7 separate regions of the Mus musculus genome follow, and all the other regions are linked to region 2. Evidence: chromatin loops called from intact Hi-C (ENCODE). Cell type or tissue: left cerebral cortex. All regions are shown on one strand. Region 1 has its middle 31 kb from the start of Cfap36. Region 2 holds the start of Ccdc88a (coiled coil domain containing 88A). Region 3 has its middle 21 kb from the start of Cfap36. Region 4 overlaps Ccdc88a (coiled coil domain containing 88A). Region 5 overlaps Ccdc88a (coiled coil domain containing 88A). Region 6 holds the start of Cfap36 (cilia and flagella associated protein 36). Region 7 overlaps Ccdc88a (coiled coil domain containing 88A).

Region 1 (4,000 bases), 96 kb after region 2:
AAAATAGATTTAAAACTCAAAAAAGAAAAACTTAACAGGTACTCTATCTCATAATAAAATACTATCATATAATTAAATATATGACTATGTTTTAAAACAATGTTTCTCCCCTTTCTCCTTCAATATTAATAAGAAGGTAAGTTTCCTGGGGATGGCTAGACCATGCTGAGGCTGAGCCTTGGTGTCCCATCTTTTTCTTTTTCACGATCTGTTGTCTGGTGGCCACCCTCAGTAATACTTATTTCACCACAAAGTGCCTAGAGTCAGCTGCTGACTTCTTTAGTTTACACTTCTTTCTTGTAGCCATTGGAGAGTCAGGTTTGCCTTTAACCTGGCCTAGAAATCCCCTTTTAGTATTTCCTATACATGTTGTCATGGTATGTCAGTTGCAAAATAATGCTGAAAATTGCTGAAAGAGCACTTCTTTCGTACATATTTGCAAGTTTTCATATTAAAGATTAAAAATAAAAGTGAAATACACAATTTTGATTCCACAAAATATAAACATCTTGACTAGAGATATGGCTTAGTGAGTAAAACAGTTGTCATGTAAGTGTGAGGACCAGAATTATAACCCATAGGTCTCATGTAAATGGTGGGGACACCACACACATACACATGCAAACATGATACATACACACATGTACAACACACACACACACACGTACACATAGTTCTATTTCTTCTCCTCTATTTTAAACTGAGTTGAAAAATATTTTATACATTTTGAGGAAAATAAAACAAAAACTGAAAAGATAATGGAAATTATGATATACTGTATTCACAAATGCTAAAAATGTAGGACTTTGGGAGAATCTTAAGATGTCAGGTAATTATTTATATGCCAACCCATGGTTTGCTGTTATATAACGAAATAGCAGAGTAAGGATATTTTACAAAGAACCTATAATTTAGAACTTGAAAAAAGTCTATAGCTTCAATAAAAGCAACTTACAGCATCATAACATGGACCTTCCCCCTCTATTGAAAGCAGAGTTCATATCGTTTGGAGAAGCAATTAAATAGTTAATTAGTGACACTCTACATGGACAATACATTATATTTTGAAATGGCACTTCTGTTTCTCTGGTATTTTTAAATCTATTGCTAATAATAATTTTAAGGCATTTGACCTAGAATTCAAGCATATTTTTCCTGGATTAAAAACAAGTCCTATTCTGTCAGGATAACACCACCTCTACCATTTCCCTGGGATCAGAAAAGAGCAATGCTTTATTTTTAGGCAAATGTGAGGCACTGTTTACTAGGTCACCATTAATTTATTCATCAAATGTTCACAGAGTCTTTATTTATAGTTTGAATATGAGACGTCTGGCGGAGGTTACTCTGGAGACTTGGTTCCAGATCATGGGCCTTTGGAAGATGGTGGGATTCTGGGGGCCTGAGCTATCATTGGCTCAATCCCTTGATGGGGTCATAACTAATGGTGTTTTTATGAGGTATAAATCAGGCAGTGGGGCCTAGTTGGAGGAAGTAGGTCACTGCAGCCTGTCTCTGGGAGGCTTTCCTTTTCCTCTTCTTCCTATTATGAGGAGAGTAGCCTGTCACATTCTACCACCACGATGCCCTGCCTTCACAGAGTGAAAGATGACTGAAACCTCAGAGACTATCTTTTTCTCTTCAAGTTTGTTATATCAAGTAATTTGTTGTGTGATCCAAACGCTTTATTGCTGCTGTTTTTAAGAGAGGGTCTCGCTGTGTAGTCCTGACTGTCCTGTAATTCACCATGATGGCCCCGAACTCACAGAGATTTCCTTACTTCTACCTCCAGACTGCTGAGATTTAAGGCATGTGCTTAGCTCTGACCCAAATTCCAACAGTCTTTTAATGCCAAACATTGTGAAGAGAATAGGCTCCTTTATGAAAGTGAGGAGACTGGCTCCTTTAAAAAAAATCACAATAATTTCTTCAGTCCTTTACTAATATGGCAATCTCCAAAGTACTTGAGTGTCTGGCCACTCCTCTCAGCCATTTGTTTGCAATTCTGAGATAACTGTGTGACCTCTGGATCCTGGAAAGAGTAGAAGAAGCAGGACCATCTATGCAACTATGGGAAAGTATCCATAGACGTTCTAGTGGGGTCACCCATACACCTGACAATAACCCCTCACTCACATCTATAAGTAAGCTTAATAAATATATTGTTTTCCCGGGTAAACTGTAGTGAAATTGTACTCTGGGTCTTATTGTTAGGACCTGATGAGGGAGAGGAGCTTGCTCACATCTACCTCAGAGAATGTGAAAATATGAACACATTTACACCAGGGGTGTAAATACTACAATTAGAAGATGAGAGCTAGACATGGCTGGCTTAGCCCTGTAATCCCCCAGCACTTTGGAGGGAGATAAACTGACGGTTGGAGGTCAGTATGGTGTACAGAGTGAGTTCCAAGCTAGGAAAGGGCTACATAGTGAATTACCCTACCAAATACACACACACACACACACACACACACACACACACACACACACACACACACATACATACAAGAAAAAAAGTCATACAAGGGGCTGCAAAGATGACTCAGTGGTTAAGAGTACTTGCTGCTCTTACAGAGGACTGAGGCTCAGTCACCAACACTTAGATGACAGCTCAAACCTGGCTGTAGCTTCAATTGCAGGGATCTGATATTTTTTTCTGGCCTGGAGTGGACACTAGGCACACAAAGGCAGAGTACATGCAGTAGACAAAACACGCATATGCTTAGAAAGAATTTTAACCACAGCTGTAACATTTCACTAAGTTAAAAATAAAGGTGTTGCATAGGCCAGGATATAGTTTGGCTGATTGAATGCTTGCTTACCATTACAAAGTCATGGCTCCAACATCATAGAAACAGAGCATAGTGGTTCTGCTAGTAATGGGTAAGTAGAGGCTGGAGAGTTCAAGTCATCTTTAGCTATGTAGTCAGTTCAAGGCCAGTTGGAGTTAAATGAACCCCTGCTTCCAACAAACAAAACAACAAAGTCCTTAGAAGTATAAGTACCATAAGACCCAGCTATCACATTTCTAGATGCACATCTGAAGGAAATAAATCAGTATGCCCAACACATTCCTTCATAGTCATGTTTATTGTGGCACTACTCACAGTAGCCAATGTTTGGAATCAGTCTAGATACCTGTCAACACACATTTCTATCACAGAACACGTATAAAAGATACTTGTCACCATGCTCAGTACTTAGCAAATGCTAAATACACACTATCATAGTGTGAAGTTGTAAATCTAATTTTTTCAACATCTATTTTTAATGATGGTTCTTAAATAATTTAACCTTCCTTTTATCCCACCACCTAACAGAGGTAATGGAAAAGAAAGGATAAGAGGGAAGTGGACCTGTTTAGAAATTATTCTTTGGAGAATCTTCTGTCCGTGTTGTCTGGAAATTGGTAGTTCAGTTCACAGGTAAATATTGGTAGCTCGATCCACTTACAAACACTTCACAGATACACCAGCAGTCTGCAAACACGAACTAGCAGCAGTGGCACTACCTAGCCGGGATAGCCAGGCCTCAGCAGGAAGAACCAGGGCCAACAGGAATGCCAGGAGAAGTTCTCGACTGTGCATCAGTGAAGGAAAGATCAGTGAAGACTTGAGACTCACAAGTGTTGCACAGCTAGCTCTTTAAGCCAACCTAGCCCAGCCTCTTGACACTGTGTCCAGTCCTTTCTAAACAATCTTCAAACATCATATGTCTGGGTCTGGCCTCAGAAGTCTCTTGCCTCAGCTGACATCACTTTGCCACTTTGCCCAAGTACACAGAAGTGGCAAAAAAGCAGAGACACACCACCAGAAGTTTTTGTTTGTTTGTTTGTTTGTTTTTGGTACATTTCTCTCTATGGCATCCCAACAAATACAGCTCAACTACACAATGTAAGGTGGACCGATACATGCAAGTTGTTAGTGAAGACTCCTTCCTCACATGTCCTTTGACGTGCTTGCTTTAGCAGAACATCCTTTCACCTGTGTCTGCTTCA
Region 2 (4,000 bases):
AACAGTACCAGCCTCTGAGGGCACAGAGGTTAGCACTGGAACAATCCTTCTGCACTTCACTCCTAACCTTGTCCTAGCTTGCTTTCTTTTGCTATGATATACACATGACCAAAAGCAACTGTGGAAGAAAGGGTTTATTTCCTCTTACTTCTAGGTAATAGTTCATCACTGAAAAACAAAAAAAAGTCCCAGCAGGAGCTGGCAGGACTAAAGCTGAGAGCCCAGAGAAAGGCTGTTTACTAGCTAGGTCCCTCTGGCTTGCTCAGCTACCTTTCTTACACAAACGAAGACCACCGGCCCAGGGTAGGGACTGTCAGCGGTGGGTTGGGCATGAAGCAACCACATGAAGCAACCAAGAAAATGCCCCCACAGACTTGCCTGCAGGTGGGAAGGGCAAAGACATTTTCTAACTGAGGGTTTCCTTCTCCCTAAAGATCCCTGTGTCAAGGTGACAAAAACCTAACCCGCAAAAACCTCTTAAAATAGAAAGTATAAAAAGAAAAATAATTTCCATTAAAAAAAAAAAACGGAATTGATATATGTAAAATTAACAGAATAGTATACAGACTCTAACAAGCATTTATACTGAATTAATTTCTCACATATATAAAAGAAGTATCTTCAAGTCAAAAAGTACAAGATTCTTGTAATGATACTGGACTGAGAAAGAAGTCTAAATCTTCAGCAACTGATAACCACTTTAGTACTCACAATGAATCTGCACTACAATACCGTAACAATAAAATGGAGTCATTTGTATTACTCTGATCTAAGTACTGATATGCTTTCAATATTCAATTTCTAGCTCAAAAACCCCATTCCTACTTAACAGATGCTCAGTATTACAAACAAAAGATTTAACTAATTAACCCAGCTCTCAAGACTTCAGTTATTTATAAACCTCAAAATACCTTTAAACAATTCCTCAAATATTAAACAATTTAATAATTCATCAATAACACAATAAGCCATCTAATCAAACTTGGATATTTAAATTGTTTGCTACAAAGTCTTCCTGACCAATTGTAATGTTAACTGAATTTTTCACTTCTGAAACATATTAGTTCACCACTTTCCATTTTTGAACCACTTATTCTTATACTAAAAAGGTTAATAAATATCTTTCCACATATATAACTTCAGTTAAGTCTTTTCCCTGTGGTAGACAAGATTTCTCTATCTCCGTCATTTTACCAAATGACCAAAGATGACACAATGTAGTTTGAATTTCAGCAGTCAAGACAATAAATGACAAAACAGAATTGGCAAAGTCACGGATAAAGTTTACCAATTTTAACAGGTATAACTATTTGGTTGTGATAAATGGGGCAGGCACATAAGAATACCGCTCCTTCCAAGATCCAATTAAACTACCTGATTTTTTTTTTTCTGGCCAAAGAACCAAATTAAGTCGTGAAATCTAAGTTCAAAGTATGTAATGTTTCAAAGAATATAAGTTACCAAGAAAGAAGAAGACACTTACATTTGGAGCATGACCTGGTTCAAGAATACCCCATCCACTAAAGCCACATACTCATCCAGGTTAGTCCCATTTCCTGCAGCCAGAGGTCCAAACGTTTTAACCTAGAACAGAAGGATTATCACGACGTGAACGCCCACCTCCATCTCTGCAGCCACAAATAACACGGCCAAATATACCATAAAGGACATCTTCCTTACCCAAGTGACCAAGGGGCTGGTCATGAACTGCTCCAGAAGGGGAGTGAAGATTTCGTTCTCCATTTTACAGATTATATATTCAGGAGGGGGCGGGGGGAGGAAGTACCACAAATACGCCCAGGGAATTGGTCAGTAAATGTAGAAGACGGAATCAATGAAAGTTCATTCCGGCAGGAGAGGAAAATCCCATCGAAGAAGGGGAAGAGCTGTCCCTCCTTAGCCCCCCCGGGGAAACGAGCCCGAATCCCGCGCTGAGCCGCAGCCGATGCTGGCAGTCTGCACCCGGTGAGGAGGGGCAGAAAAAAGGCATCTGGAGGAGGAGGACGCGGAGAGCGGCCGGGGCACGAGACAAAAAGCCCGTCAAGGTTGCCCCGCTCCCGGGGGGAGCCGGCCAGCGCAGCGGCCGCCAAGAACTCAAGCCCAACGTGGGGGCCGAGGGGGCCGGGCTGGACCTGGGCGAGCGGTTCTGGGCGTTCCGGCCGCCAGTGGGCACGGGCGCCGAGAGCTGGGAGCGTCTGCCCGCAACCTCACAGCCTCAGGCGCGGCTCGCCCCTCTCCAGGCGCTCAGCATCCCTCCGCGGCCTCGCGCTCGCTTCAGCGCCCTGGCCTTGGCCGGGGTCCGGAGCACCGAGGCGTGTCCCTGACCGTCCGGCTGCAGGAGCCCCGCCAGCCTCCGTGTGCCTCAGCGACGCCCGGACGCTCCGCTGCCGCGCTCCAGCCTCCTCCGCCGCCCTCTGGAGGAGCTAGGGTAACGGCCTCGGAACCGCAGTGCCGCAGCACACCCGCCGCCGGCCTGGCGGGCGAGCGCGCCACTCCCTCCGCGCCAGTATCCTTCCGCCGACTCCCCGCCCTCCCGCGCCTCTACCTCTGGATTGTGGGAGAAGAAAACCGCTGCAAGAGCGCGCTCCCGCGTGAGCGCGCCCCCGGCCGGCCCGCCGCCGCCCAGATTCTGGCGGAGCGTGGACGCGCGGACGATGCAGCTGCGGCGGGGGCCCGCGTCGAGTCCGCGCCCCGGACGGATGCCAGGGTGTAGGGGGCGAGACTGAGGAACCGGGCAAGACTGAGGAACCGGGTCTGTCTGCTTGCTCGCTCATGTCTAATTATGGTTTCTTTCCTCCTGGAGCGCCTTCTTTCATGTGTGAAGGAAAAGGAACGAAACCCATCTTTTTTTTAAACACGAGGGGTGCAGACATCCTCTTTCGGACACTTTGATTTGCTCTGTTAAACATGCTTTCTCGCCCCCTAAAAGGCCTAGGAAAGCTGCAGCAAGAAGCAAAAGCACATCTTGGGGGGATGGAGGTTGTTTTTGTTTTCCCGTCTTTTCATATATATATGAAATATTTATAGATATAATATATATTTATATAATTTATATATTATATATATATGAAATATTTATAAGAGTCGAGAATAACCAAAGCTGCCTTTCAACATGGGATTTCCTGACTGGAGTTTCCATGATGCAGGCATTATTTTTTGACTTCTTGGTCACTGGGAAAAAAAATCCAAATTGAGAGCCACAAGAGAAAATATTTAGAAATCATCCAAGTTGTGTGACAAACATTTGTTAAAAATCATTTATCTTATGTACTAGAGGGCCCATCAAAATATGACAGTTCCACAGCAAATTAAATGTTATTCTTCCTCATACCCATAGCATGTCCAGGATAAGATGGAATAGAAAACATCTTTTTCCAAACACAATATGGTATTGTGATATTACAATGCATTTTATGTTTGCACAGTGCTTACAAGTACCTATCCTCTTTGACTACTCATATGTTTAATGATATCTATTTTTGTATGTTTTATTTTTCATTGATTGTATGAATTTTTGCCTTGGATGTATGTTTCTTCCCCACTTATGTGCCTGGTTCCTGTGGAGGTCAGAAGAGGGCACTAGGTTCCCTGGAACAGAGGTTAGAGGCAGCCATGAGCCACTGGATGCCAGGAATCAAACCCTGGTCCTCTGCACCAGCAACCAGAGCTCATAACCACTGAGTCATCTCTCCATCTCTCATAATTTAAGGTAACAGTAAACATGTTTTATCATATACTAAATTAAACACCACAATTTCTTCAGGATTTCTTTTGTTTGTTTGTTTGTCTGTTTGCTTGTTTTCAAGACAAGGTTTCTCTGTGTAGCTGTCCTGGAACTTACTTGTAGACCAGGCTGGCCTCGAACTCAGAAATCTGCCTGCCTCTTCCTCTGCCTTCCAAGTGCTGGGATTTAAGATGTGCACCACCACGCCCAGCAAAAGTTTGTTTGCGTCCAACGTGGGGCACGAACCTTCAGGATTTCTGATAGCAAGACTCACTA
Region 3 (4,000 bases), 110 kb after region 2:
GTGGTGGGCTAAGAGGCTGGTATGGGCCAGAGAGATGGCTCATTGGTTAAGAGCACTGGGTGCTCTTCCAAAGAACCTTATTTAAATTCCTAGCAATCATGTTGTTGACCACAACTGTCTGTAACTCCAGTCTCAGGGGATCTAATACCCTCTCCTGAGGCCTCTGAGGGCACCATGCATGTGGTACATAGACATATATGAAGACAAAACACCCATACACATAGAATAAAATTTAAGAGGCTGGCAGGTAACAGAAGCCCCTGGATATGGTGGCTCTCCATTAATAACAAAGGTTTTTTGTTTGTGATTCTGGAACTTTGTCACCAGAAAAATACATGCTAAGGAGTTAAGCCCTTGTAGAAAATCTTACCTTCCTTTAGAAACTGATAAATTCTACCCATGACTGGAGCAAGGTAAAGGGAAGATGCCCAGTTATATGGGCTGAAGGGGAAAGTGGTTACTTTTCTTCCTTTTTGAAGCCCCACTAGAAACATTGAAGATCTGGCCTTGGTAGCATGTCCAGGATGCATCTGCACAGATGCATTTTTCTCTCCTGCTCACTCTAGTTTTCTATTCAGAATTTGTGTGACTTTCCAGAGTGAGAGCAAGCAAAACACAAGACATGGTGTTTGTGCCTGGGATTCCCTTACAGATACACTTCCGAATCCCATAGATCTGAACATGGCCAGGTTTTGCTTTCCCCAGAACAAAGGGGTCTTATCCCCCACCCTACATCAGTTTTTATTTGAAAGGTTTCCCCTCCAGGTTAGTCTGGCTTGACCAACTAGGTGGGTTTGGCTAGCCAGGAAGGCTTCCAGACTAAAGTACATGTAAGGCAGGGAAGATCAATAACAGAGGTGGAACAATGAATCTTAGGCAGGATTCGCTTGATGGTTTTGTGCTCTCTATCTCCTCTGACTCCTGGAATGTACTCCTATGGCTTTAAATCTGATGTTCAGATTCTCAAAAAGAAAAGACACATTTTTTTTTGTTTGTAATAGATTTTGTTCTTAAACCCACTCCAGATCAAGATAGCCTGTTAGTTCATGTCACAAGCTATAATTTTACCCTACAATTAGACTTCTTTGTCATAATTTAGGAAAGGACTCAAATTCCTCATATCAAAGCTTCATGGCCTTTCACAGGACTTCTCACCCCTAGGTGTGAAAGACTCTCTAGGTGCCCCACTAGACTCTCTTTACACACCACGAGATGCCCTATTATTGATGTTCCTGACATGGTCCATCTCTGCTTAGCCTCTGGTCTAGCTTCCTGCACCCAATACCTGTGCCTCTCCCTGCTTCATTTTTGTTCTCTCTTCCTCTTCCCTCCCAACATTCCCTCAGCACACAGATATGCACTCTCCTTCACCATGCATGCCTGGACAATGCCATGCTCCTGCCTTGATGATACTGGACCAAATCTCTGAATCTGTAAGCCAGCCCCCATTAAACGTTGTCCTTATAAGAGTTGCCTTGGGGGACTGGCGAGATGGCTCAGCAGTTAAGAGTGCCAACTGCTCTTCCGAAGGTCCTGAGTTCAAATCCCAGCAACCACATGGTGGCTCACAACCATCCATAATTAAATCTGATGCCCTCTTCTGGAGTGTCTGAAGACAGCTACAGTGTACTTACATATAAGAAATAAATAAATCTTAAAAACAAACAAACAAACCGAGTTGCCTTGGTCATGGTGTCTATTCACAGAGTAAAGCCCTAACTAAGACAGGGACATCATCTGAGTACACATCTTCTTCTCCATGTCTAACTTGCCCATAATATAATCCACACAAGGGTCACTTAGCCAGCATCTTTCCACTTTCATTAAAGATTCATAAGAACTCATTCTGGCATTTTACCTAATCTGGCACTGTTAAGAGTGCCGTCCTTATTACCTCCTCCATGTTGTGTATCTGTCTTTAGCCTGAGCTGATGAGGCTACACTTAATATGGCCTGGCCAGGCTCTGTCCCATGCCTCACTCAGACTCCTGTTCATTACACTGATAAAAGTAATGACGGGAAAAATGACTTACCAAAACTATCAGATGGAAAGGGCTAAAGTGATGGGAAAGACACAGTGAGCTTCTGGAAACAGTACTCTCTAGGCTGGCTCAAACCAAGATCACATATATTCTAGACTGTGAGAGTTTGGAAAATCCTAGCTGTACATGTTTAAAGACAAGCCTCTCCAGCTAGTAAGCAAAAACTTCAAAGATTAAATGAAGTGCTCCTTCTAACCCCAGGGTACTTTCACTACTTTATTAGACATGGCCTCAAGGTACTTAAAACAGGGATGAAACCTCAAGAGTCAGAATGGGTAAATTGGAGAGAAGGAAAAGAGAAAAGACCAGGACAGTTCAGAAAGAGAAAAAGGTCAGGATCCTTGCCTAATTCCATGCCATCTCAGGAAAACCTAGCGCTCCATCTAGTGGCTGTCTAGTTCACTGAACCAGAGCCATGCTAGCTTTGAATCAAAGGTATCTTAAAGTAGCCAAGATATTCCCAAATCCACTGGGTTCGATGCCCCCATCCAAGAACCATATCCAGTCCGTTAAAGTGGGAACATACTGGAAGAGAATATCCCCTCTCCCAATTTCCATCCAAGGACCTCATGCTCACTTCTTTTTTGAAAAAAAAAGAACAAGTGCTCCCAACTTTGTTCCTGGACTGTGAAATGCTCCAGAGGGAAAGAGGCCCCTCTGCTTTGAGAATTGATGGGTCCCGGGTGCTATACAGTCTCTTGCATTTTCCATCTCTATGAATGAGCACCTACCGACTCTCAGAATAGCAGGGATCACAATTATATTTCATATCAATATGGGAGTGATTTTTCTGCCCTGACCACTTCTTGTTAGAACTTCTGAACCCTGGTCCTTCTCATTGCTATCAATAGCAAGTCCCAATAAGTTCAATTTACACCCTCCTTTTTTATTTTGAAGTTTTAAAAAAAAATATTTTATTTGTGTGACAGTTTTGCCAATGTATACATGCCTAGTGTCAGAAGAGGTCAGAAGAGTGCACTGGGTCCCCTGGAACTGGACTTATTGAGGGTTGTGTGCTGACAGTTGAGCTTAGGACCTCTGGAAGAAGCAGCAAGCACTCTTAACCACAGAGCCATCACGTTAGCCCACAGCCTCCTTAATATGTATACTAGATGAATATTTTTAGTCATTCTTTTTTTACCCTACCTAAATGGGTGTTGCCTTCCCTTCCTAGGCGGGGCATGATGTTTAAACATCAGACTTGCTGAGGCTTTTTTTAGACTCTGGAGGTTTTTTGTTTTTGTTTTCCAAGACAAAGTTTCTCTGTGTAGCCTAGCTGTACTGAAACTTGCTCTGTAGACCAGGCTGACCTCAAACTCAGAGATTCATCTTCCTCTGCCATCAGAGTGCTGGGCTTAAAGTGTATATGCCACTGGACCAGCTAACTCCACAGGCTTTTATGGTATTTCTGATACAAAATTTTCTGTCCTATAAAGGCCTGTAGCTGTCTTAGAGACTCAAATGCACTCTCTCTCTCTCTCTCATAGGCACTTAAATTACCTAACATGCCCCCCACTCTGCCAAACCTGGAATACATATCTTGCTAGGAATTCCACTAATGGTTACAATTGTCCTTAAAGACACTCTTCAATGGTCCTGAAAGACATAAAAGCTAATAGCCTATCATTGAGAAATTCATGGCTATGAACAATCTGTGCAGCAAAACTATTTTGGCAGTAAAGAAATGAGATGGACCCTACAGACTAGTCCAAGTTCTGAAGGTCAGGAATGAGGCTGTGTCTCAATTCACTCTATAGTTCCTGAAATTGTTTGTATTGTCAAGTTGAGAGGAGATAGGATCATCTAGGAGACAACCTCTGTGCATGCCTCTGGAGGAGTTTGTATACAAGGTAATTGAGGAATGAGATTCCACACTAAGTGTGGGTTGCAGTACTCCATGAATGGGTCTTTGGTTGAGTAAAAAGGAGAATGCTAGCTAGGGCCATTACTCAACTCTG
Region 4 (4,000 bases), 61 kb before region 2:
TTTCTGTCTTCACCAAAGAGCTGACACTATACCACAGCTCTTTATACCTAAATTCCTCCTGGAGAGAACTGGTCTCCCAGGAATACTGACACACAGGCTTACAGGAGGGGCAAACCACAGTCAGAGACACTAAGACTAGGTAACACCAGAGATAACCAGATGGCAAAAGGCAAGAACCTAAGCAACAGAAACCAAGTCTACTTGGCATCATCAGAACCCAGTTCTCCCACCACAGTGAGCCCTGGAATAGTGTTCTCCCAACATACTGGAAAAGCAAGATTTTGATTTAGAATCACATTTCATGATGAAAATCGAGGACTTTAAGAAGAACATAAATAACTCCCTTAAAGAAAGACAAGTGAAGACAGGTAATCAGGTAGAAGACCTTAAAGAGAAAACACAAAAATTCCTTAAAGAATTACAGGAAAACACAAACAAACAGGTGAAAGAACTGAACAAAACCAACCAGGATCTAAAAATGAAAATAGAAAAAAATAAAGAAATCATAAAGGAATACAACCCTGGAGATAGAAAATCTAGGAAAGAGATCAGGAGATATAGATGACACCATCACCAACAGAATACAAGAGATGGAAGATAGAATCTCAGGTGCAGAAGATACCATAGAAAACATTGACACAACAGTCAAAGAAAATGCAAAATGCTCCTAACCCCAAACATCCAGGAAATACAGAACACAATGAGAAGACCAAACCTAAGGATAATAGGTATAGAAGAGAGCAAAGATTCCCAATTTAAAGGGCCAGTAAATATCTTCAACAAAATTATAGATGAAAACTTCCCTAACCTAATGAAACAGATGCCGATGAACATACAAGAAGTCTACAGAACTCCAAATAGACTGGACCAGAAAATAAATCCCACCCATCCCATAATAGTCAAAACACCAAATGCACCAAACAAAGAAAGAACATTAAAAGCACTAAGGGGAAAAGGTCAAGTAACATATAAAGGCAGACCTATCAGACTATGGAAGCTAGAAAATCCTAGGCAGATGTCATACAGATTCTAAGAGAACACAAATGCCAATCCAGACTACTATACCCAACAAAACTCTCAATTACCACAGATGGAGAAAAAAGTATTTTCATGACAAAAACAAATTTACATAGTATCTTTCCATAAATCCAGCCCCACAAAGGATAGTAGATGGAAAAACACCAACATAAGGAGGAAAAATACACCTTAGAAAAAGGAAGAAAGTAATCTTCTTCCAACAAACCCAAATGATGATAACCACACAAATATTAAAATACATAAAAAATAACAGGAAGCCACAATCACTATTCCTTAATATCTCTCAACATCAATGGACTCAATTCCTCAATACAAAGACATAGACTAACAGACTGGATACATAAACAGGACCCAGCATTTTGCTGCATACAGGAAACGCACCTACCTCAGTGTCAAAGACAAACACTACTTGAGAGTAAAGGGCTGGAAAGCAATTTTCCAAGCAAATGGTCCCAAGAAACAAGCTGGAGTAGCCATTCTAATATCAGACAAGACACTTCATACTCATCAAAGAAAAACTCTACCAAGAAAAATTCTCAATTCTAAACATCTATGCTCCTAATCCAAGGGCACCTACATTCATAACAGAAACTTTACTAAAGCTCAAAGCACACATTGCACCTCACAATAATAGTGGAGGACTTCAGCACCCCAATCTCATCAATGTACAAATCAGGGAAACAGAAACTAAACAGAGACACAGTGAAACTAACAGAAGTTATGGACCAAATGGATTTAACAGATATCTATAGAACATTTCATCCTAAATTAAAAGAATATACCTTCTTCTCAGAACCTCATGGTACCTTCCCCCAAAATGACCATATAATCAGTCATGTAAAAGTCCTCAACATATATAAGAAGACTGAAATAATCCCATGCATCATATCAGATCAGTACAGATTACGGCTGGTTTTCAATGGCAACAAAAAACAACCGAAAGCCCACATACACACGGAAGCTGAACAAGACTCTACTCAATGATAACTTGGTCAAGGAAGAAATAAAGAAAGACATTAAAGACTTTTTAGAATTTAATGAAAATGAGGGTACAATATGCTCAAACTTATGGAACACAATAAAAGCAGTGCTAAGAGGAAAACTCATAGTTCTGAGTGCCTCCAAAAAGAAACTCAGGAGAGCATGCACTAGCAGCTTAACAGCACACCTGAATACAGCCAAGAGGAGTAGAATGCAGGAAATACTCAAGCACAGGCCTGAAATCAACCAAGGGAAAACAAAAAGAACTATACAAAGACTCAACCAAAGAAGGAGCTGGTTTTTTGAGAAAATCCACAAGATAGATAAACCCTTAGCCAGACTAATCACAGGGCACAGAGACAGTATCCAAATTAACAAAATCAGAAATGAAAAGGGAGATATAACAACAGAAACTGAGGAAATAAAAAATAAATCATCAGATCCTACTACAAAAGCCTTTACTCAACAAATCTGGAAAACCTGGATGAAATGGACAATTTTCTTTTTCTTTTTTTAATATTTTTTATTAGGTATTTTCCTCATTTACATTTCCAATGCTATCCCAAAAGTCCCTCATACCCCCCCCCCCCACTCCCCTACCCACGCACTCCCACTTTTTGGCCTTGGCGTTCTCCGGTACTAGGGCATATAAAGTTTGCAAGTCCAATGGGATATGAGGTACCAACATTAAATCAGGATATATAAACCATCGAAACATTCCCATAACCCCTAAAGAAATAGAAGCAATCATTAATAGTCTTCCAACCAAAAGGAGCCCAAGAACAGATGGGTTTAGTGCAGAATTCTATCAGACCTTCAAAGAAGACCTAATCCCAACTCTCCTCAAACTATTCCACAAAATAGAAACAGAAGGTACTCTACCCAATTCATTCTATGAAGCCACAATTACTCTGGTACCTAAATCACATAAAGACCCAACAAAGAAAGAGAACTTCAGACCAATTTCCCTTATGAATGTCGATGCAAAAATACTCAATAAAATTCTTGCCAACTGAATCTAAGAACACATCAAAATGATCATTCACCATAATCAAGTAGGCTTCAACACAGTGATGCAGGGATGGTTCAATATATGGAAATCCATCAATGTAATCCACTACATAAACAAACTCAAAGGAAAAAAAAAAACCATGATCATTTCATTAGATGCTGAAAAAGCATTTGACAAAACTCAACATCCCTTCATGGTAAAAGTTTTGGAAAGATCAGGAATTCAAGGACCATACCTAAACATAGTAAAAGCAATATACAGCAAACCAGTAGCCAACATCAAACTAAATGGAGAGAAACTTGAAGCAATCCCACTAAAATCAAGAACTAGATAAGGCCACCCTCTCTCCCCCTATCTATTCAATATAGTACTTGAAGTTCTAGCTAGAGCAATTAGACAACAAAAGGAGATCATAGGGATACAAATTGGAAAGGAAGAAGTCAAAACATCACTATTTGCAGATGATATGATAGTATATATAAGTGACCCCAAAAATTCCACCAGAGAACTCCTACAGCTGATAAACAACTTTAGCAAAGTGGCCGGATATAAAATTAACTCAAACAAATCAGTAGCCTTCCTCTACTCAAAGATCAACAGGCTGAGAAAGAAATTAAGAAAACAACACCCTTCACAATAGTCACAAACAATATAAAGTTTCTTGGTGTGACTCTAACCAATTAAGTAAAAGATCTATATGACAAGAACTTCAAGTCTCTGAAGAAAGAAATCAAAGACCTCAGAAGATGGAAAGTTCTCCCGTGCTCGTGGATTGGCAGGATTAATATAGTAAAAATGGCCATCTTGTTAAAAGCAGTCTACAGATTCAATGCAACCGCAATTAAAATTCCAATTCAATTCTTTACAGAGTTAGAAAGAACAATTCTGGGCTAGAGAGATGGCTCAGTGATTAAGAGCACTGACTACCCTTCCGAAGGTCCTGAGTTCAAATCCCAGCAACCACATGAT
Region 5 (4,000 bases), 130 kb before region 2:
ATAAGGTTTGTTTCATGATGTCCAAAGCTAAGTAAAGCATTTCTGTCTTTGTGCTGCATCAGTCTCAGCTTACCATTTATTAGTAGGCTATGAACAAAAGGGAAAACAGCACAAAAATGTCTGAAGTATTAAGACTGACTAGACAAAAAATTCATAGTATAAGGTAATGATATATTCATGCAGTAAGCCTATTAGGTGGTACTAAAATATGTAAAATACCGCTTGGGTTCATCTGATCACTTGTCTCAGAACTATTTTAAGAATAGCTGTAAGGAAAGAAACATATGGTCAGCAATATAAACAAAAGGGATCTATCTGTAAGGTGATCCTGGGAATGTACCAGGGGAGAGATTTTTAGTCAGGCAAAGACTGAAGATTTTCCCTTTTGTCTGGTATTAATGACAGCTCAGCGAGGTTAAGTACACAAGCACTAATCCCTTCACTCATAGAGCTTCTTATGGCACCTACCTAAGGCGGAGTTTTATCAGTAATATTTAGGCTGAATCAAAATTATTAAAACATTCCTGAAACAGCTAAATATCCTGCAGAAATAAGATTATAGATTTTTTTAATGCTGAGGAATTAAAGCTGATTTGGTGTAGATTGACATGAACACAGAAAGATAATTGAAAACTATATGACATTGGAGTCCATGTTTATGGATAGTATCTTTGTCGTGTGTGTGTGTGTGTGTGTGTGTGTGTGTGCGTTTGTGTGTGTGTACTGTTTGAGAGCGTGGGGAGCTAAAGACTATTTTTCTATTTTTGCTTGTTTTGTTTTCTTTTTGTTTGAACTTTTTGAGACGGGGTCCCAGTTCACAGCGCTGGCTGGCCTGGAACTCAGAGAACCACTCACCTCTGCCTCCCAAACTGCCAGGGTTAAAGGCATACACCAGGCAAGACTATGTTTTTAATACAACAGATTTTAGAATAAAGACTACATAGTGTATTTTTCATTTTTATGCTCACAAGTTCTAATTTTATACTCTAGCGCAATGTATTAATTTTTAAAAAGTTTGCATTAAGGATTTACATTTAGTAATAAATTAATGACAGAAGTTAATTTTTTTCATCATTTAAAAACCTTGCTATTCTTCTGAATTGAAGTAAAAATACAAATTCCCAAGGTAATAAGTAACTTGGTTTATTTCTCTTTGACTCATATGTTTAAAAAAAAAACTGGAAAAATTTGTGTTAAGGATACCAAAAAAATAAAGGGGAAGTAGTTAAGCTATTGCATTTATCGGGAAAGGAACAGCACCAAGAAGGGAACTGTAATACAAACATGCCTACTCACTGTGTAAGTTACATTTAAATTTGATAGAAAACTCCAGGAATAACACATTTATGAATAAACAGTATTTTAAATTTGAACAATGTTTTATAAGTGCAAGCATTAGTTCAAATAAAGATGAACTATTAACTATTTCTTTGAAAAGAGAACAGGAAAGATAACATGATTAAGTGACAAAAAAATACCATTTCAAAAACATTTTCTTATGAATGCTGTGCATGTGCAGCATGAAGTGCACATTCAGGAAGCAAAGGAGAGGGCTGGGGAGCAGGCAGCAGGAAGAGCGATGAACATGCTTTTTAGAAGCAGCCAAACAATGACTTGGATATGTTTTCTTGATAACAGAACATGCAGCTACTTGGACATGATCCATGACATGAAGTGTCTTTATCATCTTTATCAAGCATTAAAAAGATGTAAAAGAAATGTGGGTGGGGTTTAAAAGGCATGCAAAAATGCACAATGCAATTACTATTTCATGCAGACTTTGGTGTGGTGTTTATATACATGCCTTTTTATATAGCTGAACTCTGTAACAATCTTAATATAAGCCTAATGAGTAATATTAACATACTATGCAGTTTTGATCAAATACAACCATATTCATACCAAACAATTTGGCTGTCCTCTGAAACCGATAATGCAACGTCTGTGTCATCAGGGTAGAGGCATGCAGGAATGATAAGATCGCTATCTTCAGAGAACTGTGTCTTACTGTGACTGGGGTTCTGACTATCAGAAAAATGTTTGTTATCTTTCTGTGCAGTTTTATCCAAAGAGGCAAAGGTCTGGCCAGTTATTCTAGTGAGTGGTGACTTGGGAGGTAACCCACTTATGTTACTAACTAGTTCTGTGTTCAGGGATAGAAATGGCTGAGATGAATGAACAACACTAAATGTCTCATGGCTATCATTACCTGATATTCCAAATGTATCATTAGACATTTTAACAGTGGCAAAAGTTTGGTTTAGAAAACATGGCCTTCCTGAACTTGAATTTCTAGCCTGGGTATAAACGGACTCAGATGTGTCTTCAGAATGTGTTGGCATGTCAGAGGACCACTGCTGTAAATGGTACTCACTAGATGCTGTAGTGCTGCTGCTACCAGCAGTAGGTGGTGATGAATCGACTGACACGGGCAGTCTACTGTCTTTGCTCAAAAAATCATGGATGCTCGTCCTTCGAGTTGTTCCTTCAGCAGTAGAGATCACACTGCTTGCACGAGGTAAAGTGGCATAAGGATTGCTATCTTTTGATTGTCTTGACACAGAGGTTTCTTTTACTAGTTTTATCTTTCCTTGAGTGCTTGGTGTAGGTTTCCCTGCAGAGCTGATGGTGTAGGCATCTTCAGTCTTTTGAGGACCAGTTCTCAAAAATTCAGGCTTAGTTGTCCGTCTATCATAGAAGTCCCCTGGAGTCTTTCCACTTACTGACCTGGCCAGGGTACAGCTAACTGGCTTGTCTTTCCCCAGAAAGTCGGAAGACACAGACAAACTTTTCATTACTTCATCTAAAAGATTCTCTTGACTCGAGGACTTCAACTGTTAAAAGGCAAAACAGTGCAGATTATAGACAAGAATATAGACATTTTTAGTCTCCTGATAAACTGAACTACACACTAAAGAGTTGGTGTTATCTCTTAGTACACTATAACTTAATTTTTTTCCCTCCTAAGGTTCAGTTACAATGCATTTAACTAGTGTTGCTCATTTAAATCAAGTTTACCATATAAAGAACTAACCTGTATTGAGGTAAGCTTGTTGCTTTCTTCCAAAAACTGTTGTAGAGTAACAACTTCACTTCCTGGGGAGCCAGCTTTCATCTTGTGATGGGCTCGACTCTCTATTGTTTCAGATATTTTGTGCTGGAGCATAGGGCTTGACCTGGTCTGTCTTTTCAAATACTGAATTGGACTGCTACCACTGCTAGACCAAGTCTCATGATCATGAAGCAGACTGAAATCTCCACTGCTGTGGCTTTGTGGCCTGCTTTGGATATTAACTGCACCTGCTTTTGGAGTAAATGGTGTGTTGAAACTTCAATAATAGAAATGAGACAATACTATGTAATATTTGTTAGCAGGTTTCTAACTCTATTAGTAGTCTCACTGACTTTAAACTTCATTTTACATATACTTAGGTAAGCTATGTTACTTGTTCCTCAGTATAACAACTGGATACCACAGCTGCTTTTCTGGTTTTATTAAACCAACAAATATTTTAAGTTCTATTAGAGTAAAAATATACTTTTATCACCAAAGTCAAATCCTAAAGAGTTTCACATTAAACAGTCATTCAATATATTCAAGACTAAATGAATGAATAAAGCAAGTAAAAAAACAACAATTCAGGCTCAAATAACTATAAAATAACTCACAATTTGGAAAAAAAGACATATTTTAAATTATTACAGAATGTTAAAACACCAAACATTTAAATGCAAAAAATACTTTATTTTCTGTCTCTATGAGTCTCAGTTCAATTACTTATTCAAAGATTTCATACTAAATAAAAAAACCTTAAACATGTCCCAAAACACCCTTAATACCATACACAAAAGGAAAGTTGAAAGGAGACATGAAATAATTAGACAAGTCCCATAAAAAAATGAAACAGTATTTCAGACAGGGTTTCGTTGTATAGCCTAGTCTGGTTTGGATCTCAGTATGTAGGCCAGGCTATCCTAAAACAAATGCTGGGATTGCAAG
Region 6 (4,000 bases), 130 kb after region 2:
TTTCAAGTCTTGAATATGGGGTGGCTCAGGAATTGGTGGCTCTTTTTTTCACCCCATTTTCCTTTCATCGGGCCCATGGGTTAGGGTGAGAAGTCCTTCCTGGATGTAGCTGGCTTTACCTGAGGCTCCATCTCTGTGGGGCTGTTTGTGTGTGTGTGTGTGTGTGTGTGTGTGTGTGTGTGTGTGTGGTGTGTGTGGTGTGTGTGTGTGTGTGTGTGGGGGGGGCTAGAGAGGAGGTGCTGCCACGGTGGACAGCTTCTGCAGTGGTGCTTCATGAAAGCTGTAGGCTGAGGCATGAAAAGTGTGGCCATTATGAACAGCTCCTGAGGGGCAGCTCCCGATGAGGTGAGAAAAGCAGTGTGCCACTGTGGACCACTCTTACGGCTCTTATGATGGCTGTAGGCTGAGATGTTGTGATACCGCCATTTTGGACAGCTCCTGAGGAGCCATAGGCTGGGCAGCAAGGAGGGGCCTGGAGCCCCTTTGATGACTTTTGTGGCTCAGCAGCTTTTGTGGTCCTCAGAGACTTCAATGATGAGACAGGTGACAAGACAAATCCCCACAGAAATGACCTTTTCGTCCATAAGGAAATTCTTGGACAGAAGACAAGATTAACTAGCTAACATACTAATTGCTGACTTGAGAGCTGGGTCCTCTATCAACAGCTTTAGTATATATTGAAATAGTTCTCAACCTGTGGGCCACGGATCAGAAATCCTGCACACCAGATTTACAACAGTTGTAAAGTTACAATATGGAGTAGCAATGCAATAATTCTATGGTTGGGTGTCACCACAATACGAGAAACTGTATTAAAAGGCTGCAGCATTAGGAAGGTTGAGAACCACTGAAACGTTGAGATCTTCAGGGTCCTCTGCCTCTAATACCCCTTTAGTTCCTCCTGAGCTTTCCATGAACATTTGCTGTATGTAGCTCCTGCCCTCAACCAGACCTGGTACTGTGCTGTCGGCCCAACACACAGTCACCTCTGGTTCTCACTGAGTCCTCCACTTCCACTTTCATGAAACTGAAGTTGTAGAGTCTGCTCCTCCAGCTCCTCACCACTCTCATTATATAGCCTTGGTGGGCCTGGGACTCTCAGGTCTGTCTGCCTGTGGCTATCAGGAGTATTGGGATTAAAGGTGTAGGCCACCACATCTAGTTATAAGATTCTTGGGAGTCCTCTGGCTCTTAAGTAGGAAGAGAGCAACCTTGATACTTTCTAAATACTGTCTATGAAAGCCTAATTAAATGGAGATTAACTGATTTTATACTTGTCCTAATTTTAGTTGTTGTTAACTAAGCTTAGACCCATCCTTAGACAGCAAGCAAACGGCTTGCAGAATCAATCAGTAAACCTCACAGAGCATATTTCTCTCAATTTTGTTTTCAAGGGCCAGGGGGTCTGAAGACCGCTAGGGATGAGGTGGGAGGAGGTCCTCAGGGAAGCCACGCCTTCAGCACGCCATTTTGAGACGGGCCGCGCGCACACGGGAGCGCGAACGCCGTCTCTAAGCGCAGTAGCCAATGCCCGCGCGTCTGCTCTCAGCCTAGCAACTACGGGCCAATGAGTGGAGGGCTATCGTTTGCCCCGTTCTCTTCTAGCCAATAGGAAACGTTCCTAATCCAGCCCCCCCCCTCCAGGAGCTCAGGACTCAGGCCTCACTTCCGGGCTGCTGCGTACGTTGTCATAGCGACCATTTTACGTTAACTGGTTTGTGGTGTCTAACCTGGGGGCCCGGCGATTGCGGGGACCTTGCTGCCCGCATTCTCCGTCGCTTCCTGCGGCCGAAAGGCCAGACAGGGCTGGGGGAATCCGGCCTAGGCGTCCGCGTCGCCGGGTGCGAGCGGGATGGCTGCGGAAGAAGAGGACGAAGTGGAATGGGTGGTGGAGAGCATCGCTGGGTTCCTGCGGGGCCCGGATTGGTCTATCCCCATCTTGGACTTTGTGGAGCAGAAATGCGAAGGTAAGAACCAGACTGTGAACAAGCCAAATATTACTGTCTCTGCCTGCCGGGCCTAGGACAGTTTTGTAGAAGGAATTACGTACATCCCTTCCCGAGTGGCTCGTTTGTTTGCAGACGTGAAATTGCTCACCAAGACTTTTCACCCACTCTGCCCGAGCGCCTGTCCTGAAGACATTAGACTTTAATCCCATGTTCGGCCTGTCACTTCACCCCGTATCTTTCTACCCCGCGCAAGTGGACTGTTTGGGTAACCAGCATCTTCCTCAGTTATTTGGGGAAAACGTCGTTTTTCTTCGAGTTCCTTCTGACCCCTGAGATGTCGCCCTGTGGACTCAGCCTATGAAATGACAAATTCACTCTGGCCATTTTATCTGCAAAGGGGGGCATTCGATTACTCCGGCAGGACCAAAGCAGGCGATGGGGAGGAAGAGCTTTCTAACAAACGAGATATACAAATGTGGCATTCTTTTGAAGGACCAGCATCAGTGCTTTCTGATCGGTTCATATCACGCTCATATCCGAGTTCATAAGACGAATTGGACTCTGTTCATAGAGAAGCAATCACAAACGATGTCCTATCCAACCTTTATCTTGGTTTTTTTTTTTTTTTTTTTTTTGCCTAGGCAATACTTGGAGGGTAGCAATATATATCGTCTGAACTTGTGTCTTAGGTTAGGGGGACAGACTTTTTGTAAAGATCGGTGCAATAGAGCTGGGGTGAGTGAATACTGACTCACAGCTGCAGAGAACACATTTCAGTGAAGGGAATCTTTTATACACTTTTCTAGGATGAGGTGGCCTGCTTGAAAAGTTAATGGGTTCCCAGGCATTTGAAGTATCTGCATACACTCGACAGTGACTGTACTGCAATGCAGCTTGTTTGAGATTCAGCTAACAGAGGGTTCTTATCCTGAATTGTCTTGCAAGACTTCTCTCAAACCCAAAATTCTATGAATCTAGTAAAGAAAGAATGTTGTTTGATCACTGAACCTTTTATTTTATTCTAACTGTTAAAGTTCAAACACGAGTTAAGTGTTTTGGTAGGCAGCTTTTATGAAGGATCAGAAAGCAAAGCAATTGACTTGTGTTCCTGTAGAATTTAGAGTGCTGTTAAAAGGTTGATGAATCATGGGGATAGCCTGGCCTCCTGCAAGAGGGATTATGTCTCCCACTGATTTTCATGTATTTTTGAGACTAAATCCTTAATAGAAATTGTGTGGGGTATGGTATGCCTTCTATCCATCCACAGGTGTCAAGAGTGGCTACATCTCGGTAGTAACAGCTGATTGTGCATTTTTACAGAGAAGCAAAGCTAGGGCTTACAAACACACCACAATGATGTAGTTTTAGAACTGAAAAGAATTAGTATTTGTATTGAATGCATGAGAAGTGTCACAGAGACCAAATGCAATGTAAAAAGAATTGAAGTCAGAACACTTGGAATAACTTTATACCTCACTGATGTGGGGCTGCCAATGTGCTGTTCTCTGCCTCAGAATGCTTAACGATTAGTTTGGACAGCTCTGTGATATTAACCTTTCAGTATTCACTGAGTTATCTTAGAGCAGACACTGGGGATAGATATGCTATCCTTAAAAAGTTTACAGTCTACCATAGAAGGTGCACAAGTAAAGAGTAAAATATAAAGTGTCAAGTGCAGGTACATAAATGTTAAAAATAAAGGCACTGAGAAGATGGCTTAGGGGCAAGAGTGTTGGTAAACTTGATGAGTTGAGTCAACCCACAACCCACATGGTGGAAGGGGAGAGAGAACAGGTGCCTGCAAGGACATTTATAAGATTTCTATATTTGTACTTAATTAAATGATTTGTTCTTTTACACTGTTTTATTATTATAAATCTAGTTTTTGATGATGAAGAAGAAAGCAAATTAACCTACACAGAAATCCATCAAGAATACAAAGAGCTGGTGAGTATTTCCCCCTGATTTTTGTTGTTTGAGATGGGGCTTCATTATGCAGTCATGACTGGCCTGGAACTCACTGTGTAGACCAGGCTGGCCTAGATCACACA
Region 7 (4,000 bases), 54 kb before region 2:
GGAAGATTATTGTTTATTACCTCTTCCAAAGAAACAGGGTATCAATTCTAGAAACCTATCTTTTTTTGTTTATTTGGGAAGGTTGTTTGTTTTTTGAGACAGTATTTCTCTGTGCAGCCCTGGTTGTTTTGAAACTTGCTCTCTATAGACTAGGTTGGTCTTGAACTCACAGAGAAACACCTGCCTCTGCCTCCTGAGTGCTGGAATTAAAGGCATGTGCCACCACCACCACCTAATTTTTTTTTAAGAAAGCAAAGTTTTATGATAAAATAAATTTACTAACCTCTGAATGTTCATCTCTCTCATCTATCAGTCTTCTTAGATGTGACACCATATTCTTTAAGAGTGGTTCTATGTCTTCCTGAGACATATCTGTCACTTCCATCCATTGCAGATCAAATACATTTTCTTGATTATGAGTTACCTTTACAGAGGTAAGAAAAATAATCAAAGGTTATTAGAAGGGTTAATGCTTATTGATTTCATTTTAGAACAAAATTAACTACAAAGGCAGAAAGAAGGAGATTTGAAGTTAATGATGACACCCCAAACATTTTAACTAAATTTAAATAAATTCTCATCTGGACTCTTAACTAAGAAAAGGATGATATAGTAAATACCTTCCTCTGAGAATATTTAAAATACTACTAATTTTCACAATTTTAAAATAAATTTTAATAAATTATCATCAATAATTTGACATAGTACATTATGAGTCAGATATTTACATAAATATTTTTTAAAATCAATGTACTTGTGTAATCCAAATAACAGCTCAATAAAAATGATCTTCATTTAAGAAAAAAAAAGCACATAAAGACAAAGCCTATTATCTTACCCCTATCATTCATTCTGTGCTACCTAATAAAGACAAAAATTGCACTCCAAGATTTTCATTTCCTCATAGACAATAGTGAGAGTAAATGTGTAGTAAGCACTGTGTCATAATAAAATTCACTTATAAAATCATCTATCTCTAAAGAGAAGATATAAATATAAAAGGTTAATTTATATTTGATTTTTAATTGTTCTTGTTCATCCTGTAACTAAGTATTTGGGGAGATAATATTAGAAAACACACTATAAACTTCATAAAAATTAATATATATAAGTGGTTACCTCTTGAATGTGTGCAGCAACTGCTGCTTTCGTATCAAAATCTAAACCTTGAATTTTTTCAATAAATTCTTCCTTTTTCTGACACTGAAATGAGGAGTGGGAGGAGAGACCATTCAGACTCTGTATTGTCCTTAAAATGCTATATAAAAATAAAAATGCAGCAAGCATTATATTTGAACAGCACACTGAGGGTTTTGTTCTCCATTTAGATAACCTTTCAGATACACTTACCTAATGAAGATGCAATAATTCGAAACATTTAAGAGCCATGGACTGAAATCTATACTATTTTATGCTAGAAAGTTCTAAAGTAGGAACATATTATACAACACATCTGAGGTCAGGATATTATTATGCTAACTTTATAAACAGAGAAGTAAAGAATCAAGAACTTGTTTCAGAGGGAACAAGTTACTTGCCAAAACCCACAGTGAGTCAGTGGCAGAATTCGGAATACTGCCAAAATGCTCAGTCAGTCCCCAACTGTCACCAAACAACACTGCCTTTCTTCTTGAGGAAAAGAAACTAGGCGATTTTTACTTCAAGCTTATAATTTATTCTCTCATATTCATCCTATTAATCTTAATAAAAGAAACTAACTTTGATGACCCAGTTCAACATTTGTAAGGTAATACAATAAATATTTGGTTTGTTTCTACTGTAACAAAGTAACCAAAAGCAAAATTTAATCCTGTATATAAATAAACATGTAACCAAATAGTTATTTCTTATTGTTAATTTTTTTAAAGTTTTATTTTAGTTAAAAACATAAAGTATGAACCATATCTTTTTCCAACAAGGATTAAATAACAACACACATCTTCATCTCTGCTTGTCTATATCTCTTACATTGCAATATAGCTGCTAATCCAACTTATTTTGTATGCACTAAATGAGAGGTGCATACAAAATAGACAGTGCTGCCTTGTGCATCTCCTGGGCCAAGTACAGAGCCAGAAAAGACAATAAGCCCTCAAAAAGAAAAACTGGTTCTTTTGATCATTAAGAAACTTAACAAAGCTCTGATTCAAGTTACGTTTCTAATGCTCTACTGTTGTCATTATACAATCATCTGAACACAATCCATACTTCACCTAGAGTTCTATGTTCAGTGAAAACTAAACTATTGCTGATATACAGATCTTTACAAATAAATTACCAGGAGAGCACAATTTCTAATTATGAGTAGAAACTGAAGAGTTTTGGAGGGAATGGAATTGGGATCAACATGCTTTTTTAAAAAACACTAACCTGTTTCGGGCTCAGGACTATTAAACAGGTCTTGTAAGAACGACTGTGGATTAATTTTCTAATTGTATACTTACAGCATGTATAAAGCAGCTTTACAGAGACAGCAATCCCAACCTTTCAACATTTCTGTATTTACTGACTTAGGAAGAGTTTTTAGCCAATCAGAACATAAAATAGCAGGATTATTATGAAATTTAATAATTAAGATTCATTCAGAGTACCCTAATACAACTGTCTTATGGTTTTCTGTAGTGGTTTAAAAAAGAAATATACATTCCATTTTATAAGCCTTACAAGTCACTGTTATTTCAGTATAGTTACTCTGTTACACTGATTATTATAACATTCACAAACTAAGATATTTTTGATAGTTTTTTAATTAGATATTTTCTTTATTTACATTTCAAATGTCATTCTCTTTCCTGATTCCTCCCCACTCCCGTCCCTCCTCCCCCTGGTCACCAACCCACCCACACCCGTTTCCTGGCCCTTGCATTCCCCTACACTGGGGCATCAAACCTTCACAGGACCAAGGGCCTCCCCTCCCATTGATGACTGACTAGGCCATCCTCTGCTACATATGCAGCTAGAGCCATGAGTCTCACCATGTGTACTCTCTGGTTGGTGGTTTAGTCCCTGGGAGCTCTGGGGGTACTGGTTAGTTCATATTGATGTTCCTTCTATGGAGCTGCAAACTCCTTCAGCTCACTGGGTACTTTCTCTAGCTCGAACTAAGGCATGTTTAAATACAAATGCAGTATATAGTAGCTATAAATGAGTAAGGAAAGTGTTTTTAACCAAAGACCTGATAACCAAATTAGAATAGCAACAATAAAAAAACGACATATGTCTAAATATTTAATTGGTTGTTAAATAAACAATCATGTACAACATATTAAAGAAATGTAATGACTTAATTTATATATGAATAGTGCCCCCATGGTGGCTACTAGAAGCTAGAAATGATATTAAGAAGAGAAAGATGATGGGTTAGAGTAGAAATAGATTAGAACAGGGGACTACTAATTGATACTAGTACACAGATAAATGGATAGGGTGTAATGTCATATATAGTACAGAAGGATTTTTGTATGCCCTTAAAACAAAAACAAAAAAAAAATGTCTTGAGGTGGTAGGTATACCATTAATCGTGACCTGATCATTATCTGCCATAAATATGTTTATATTGAATACATGTATACACAGTCATATTGATCCATATACATGTTTAAAAGTATATGTATATTAAACATTGTATCTCTGAAGCAGTCAGTTCTGAAAGCCAACAAATTCTAGAATATAAAATTATGTTAATAAATGTGAAATATTACTAGTGAATTCATTTGTTTGTTTACAAAAATCTCATTTTATAGGTAGATCTGTAGCTCAATTAGTAAAGTGCTTGCCTAGCATACATGAACACAAAGGTTTAATTCCAGGCACTGTATACATTGGGAGTGGTGGTGCACACCTGCAATCCCAGCACTGGAAGGTGGAAGTACATGAATCAAAAGTTGAAGGTCAACCAGAGCTACATAATAAAGCAAAACAAAAATAAAAACAAAAGAACAACAACAACAACAAAAAAAACCAAAAGCAAAAAAATACCCTAAAATAGGGGGCTGGTGTG

The links. Hi-C counts contacts between places; a loop is a spot of excess contacts. Peaks named below come from ENCODE experiments on the same cell type or tissue, not always from the same donor. Only the 100,000 strongest peaks of a DNase experiment are listed, where the experiment ranks them.
Region 1: a loop joins it to region 2, with 2.6 times the contacts of the local background. A loop is called at or near these places in 5 of 42 quality-filtered maps.
Region 3: it touches region 2 in a loop (3-fold over the local background); 7 of 42 quality-filtered maps call a loop at or near these places.
Region 4: a loop joins it to region 2, with 2.1 times the contacts of the local background. A loop is called at or near these places in 2 of 42 quality-filtered maps.
Region 5: it touches region 2 in a loop (2.1-fold over the local background); 7 of 42 quality-filtered maps call a loop at or near these places.
Region 6: it touches region 2 in a loop (4-fold over the local background); 8 of 42 quality-filtered maps call a loop at or near these places.
Region 7: it touches region 2 in a loop (5-fold over the local background); 2 of 42 quality-filtered maps call a loop at or near these places.

The regions. Positions count from the first base shown.
Region 1 is chr11:29,275,825-29,279,824 of GRCm38, reverse strand. No RefSeq gene overlaps it. Among named protein-coding and RNA genes, the nearest start is that of Cfap36, 31 kb to the right of the region's middle. In left cerebral cortex, no CTCF peak of the experiment used is centred here; no DNase peak of the experiment used is centred here.
Region 2 is chr11:29,372,091-29,376,090 of GRCm38, reverse strand. It overlaps Ccdc88a (coiled coil domain containing 88A), which reads right to left and starts at 2,433. Exons shown (of 31, transcript NM_001363368.1): 1 at 1,681-2,433; 2 at 1,484-1,584. The coding sequence starts at 1,743. In left cerebral cortex, a CTCF peak has its summit at 2,421 (motif pointing left); DNase peaks (open chromatin) are centred at 171, 1,641 and 2,509; H3K4me3 peaks cover 3,122 bases; H3K27ac peaks cover 1,558 bases.
Region 3 is chr11:29,266,479-29,270,478 of GRCm38, reverse strand. No RefSeq gene overlaps it. Among named protein-coding and RNA genes, the nearest start is that of Cfap36, 21 kb to the right of the region's middle. In left cerebral cortex, a CTCF peak has its summit at 2,433 (motif pointing left); a DNase peak (open chromatin) is centred at 2,426.
Region 4 is chr11:29,433,284-29,437,283 of GRCm38, reverse strand. All of the region lies in intron 7 of Ccdc88a (coiled coil domain containing 88A), which reads right to left. Among named protein-coding and RNA genes, the nearest start is that of Gm51886, 35 kb to the right of the region's middle. In left cerebral cortex, no CTCF peak of the experiment used is centred here; no DNase peak of the experiment used is centred here.
Region 5 is chr11:29,502,686-29,506,685 of GRCm38, reverse strand. Ccdc88a (coiled coil domain containing 88A) reads right to left here. Exons shown (of 31, transcript NM_001363368.1): 30 at 3,035-3,303; 31 at 552-2,834. The coding sequence ends at 1,881. Among named protein-coding and RNA genes, the nearest start is that of Prorsd1, 10 kb to the left of the region's middle. In left cerebral cortex, no CTCF peak of the experiment used is centred here; no DNase peak of the experiment used is centred here.
Region 6 is chr11:29,244,982-29,248,981 of GRCm38, reverse strand. Cfap36 (cilia and flagella associated protein 36) reads left to right here and starts at 1,710. Exons shown (of 10, transcript NM_025740.3): 1 at 1,710-1,967; 2 at 3,832-3,896. The coding sequence starts at 1,853. In left cerebral cortex, no CTCF peak of the experiment used is centred here; DNase peaks (open chromatin) are centred at 1,594 and 2,310; H3K4me3 peaks cover 2,362 bases; H3K27ac peaks cover 829 bases.
Region 7 is chr11:29,426,536-29,430,535 of GRCm38, reverse strand. Ccdc88a (coiled coil domain containing 88A) reads right to left here. Exons shown (of 31, transcript NM_001363368.1): 6 at 1,120-1,203; 7 at 284-424. Among named protein-coding and RNA genes, the nearest start is that of Gm51886, 28 kb to the right of the region's middle. In left cerebral cortex, no CTCF peak of the experiment used is centred here; a DNase peak (open chromatin) is centred at 1,568; H3K27ac peaks cover 2,424 bases.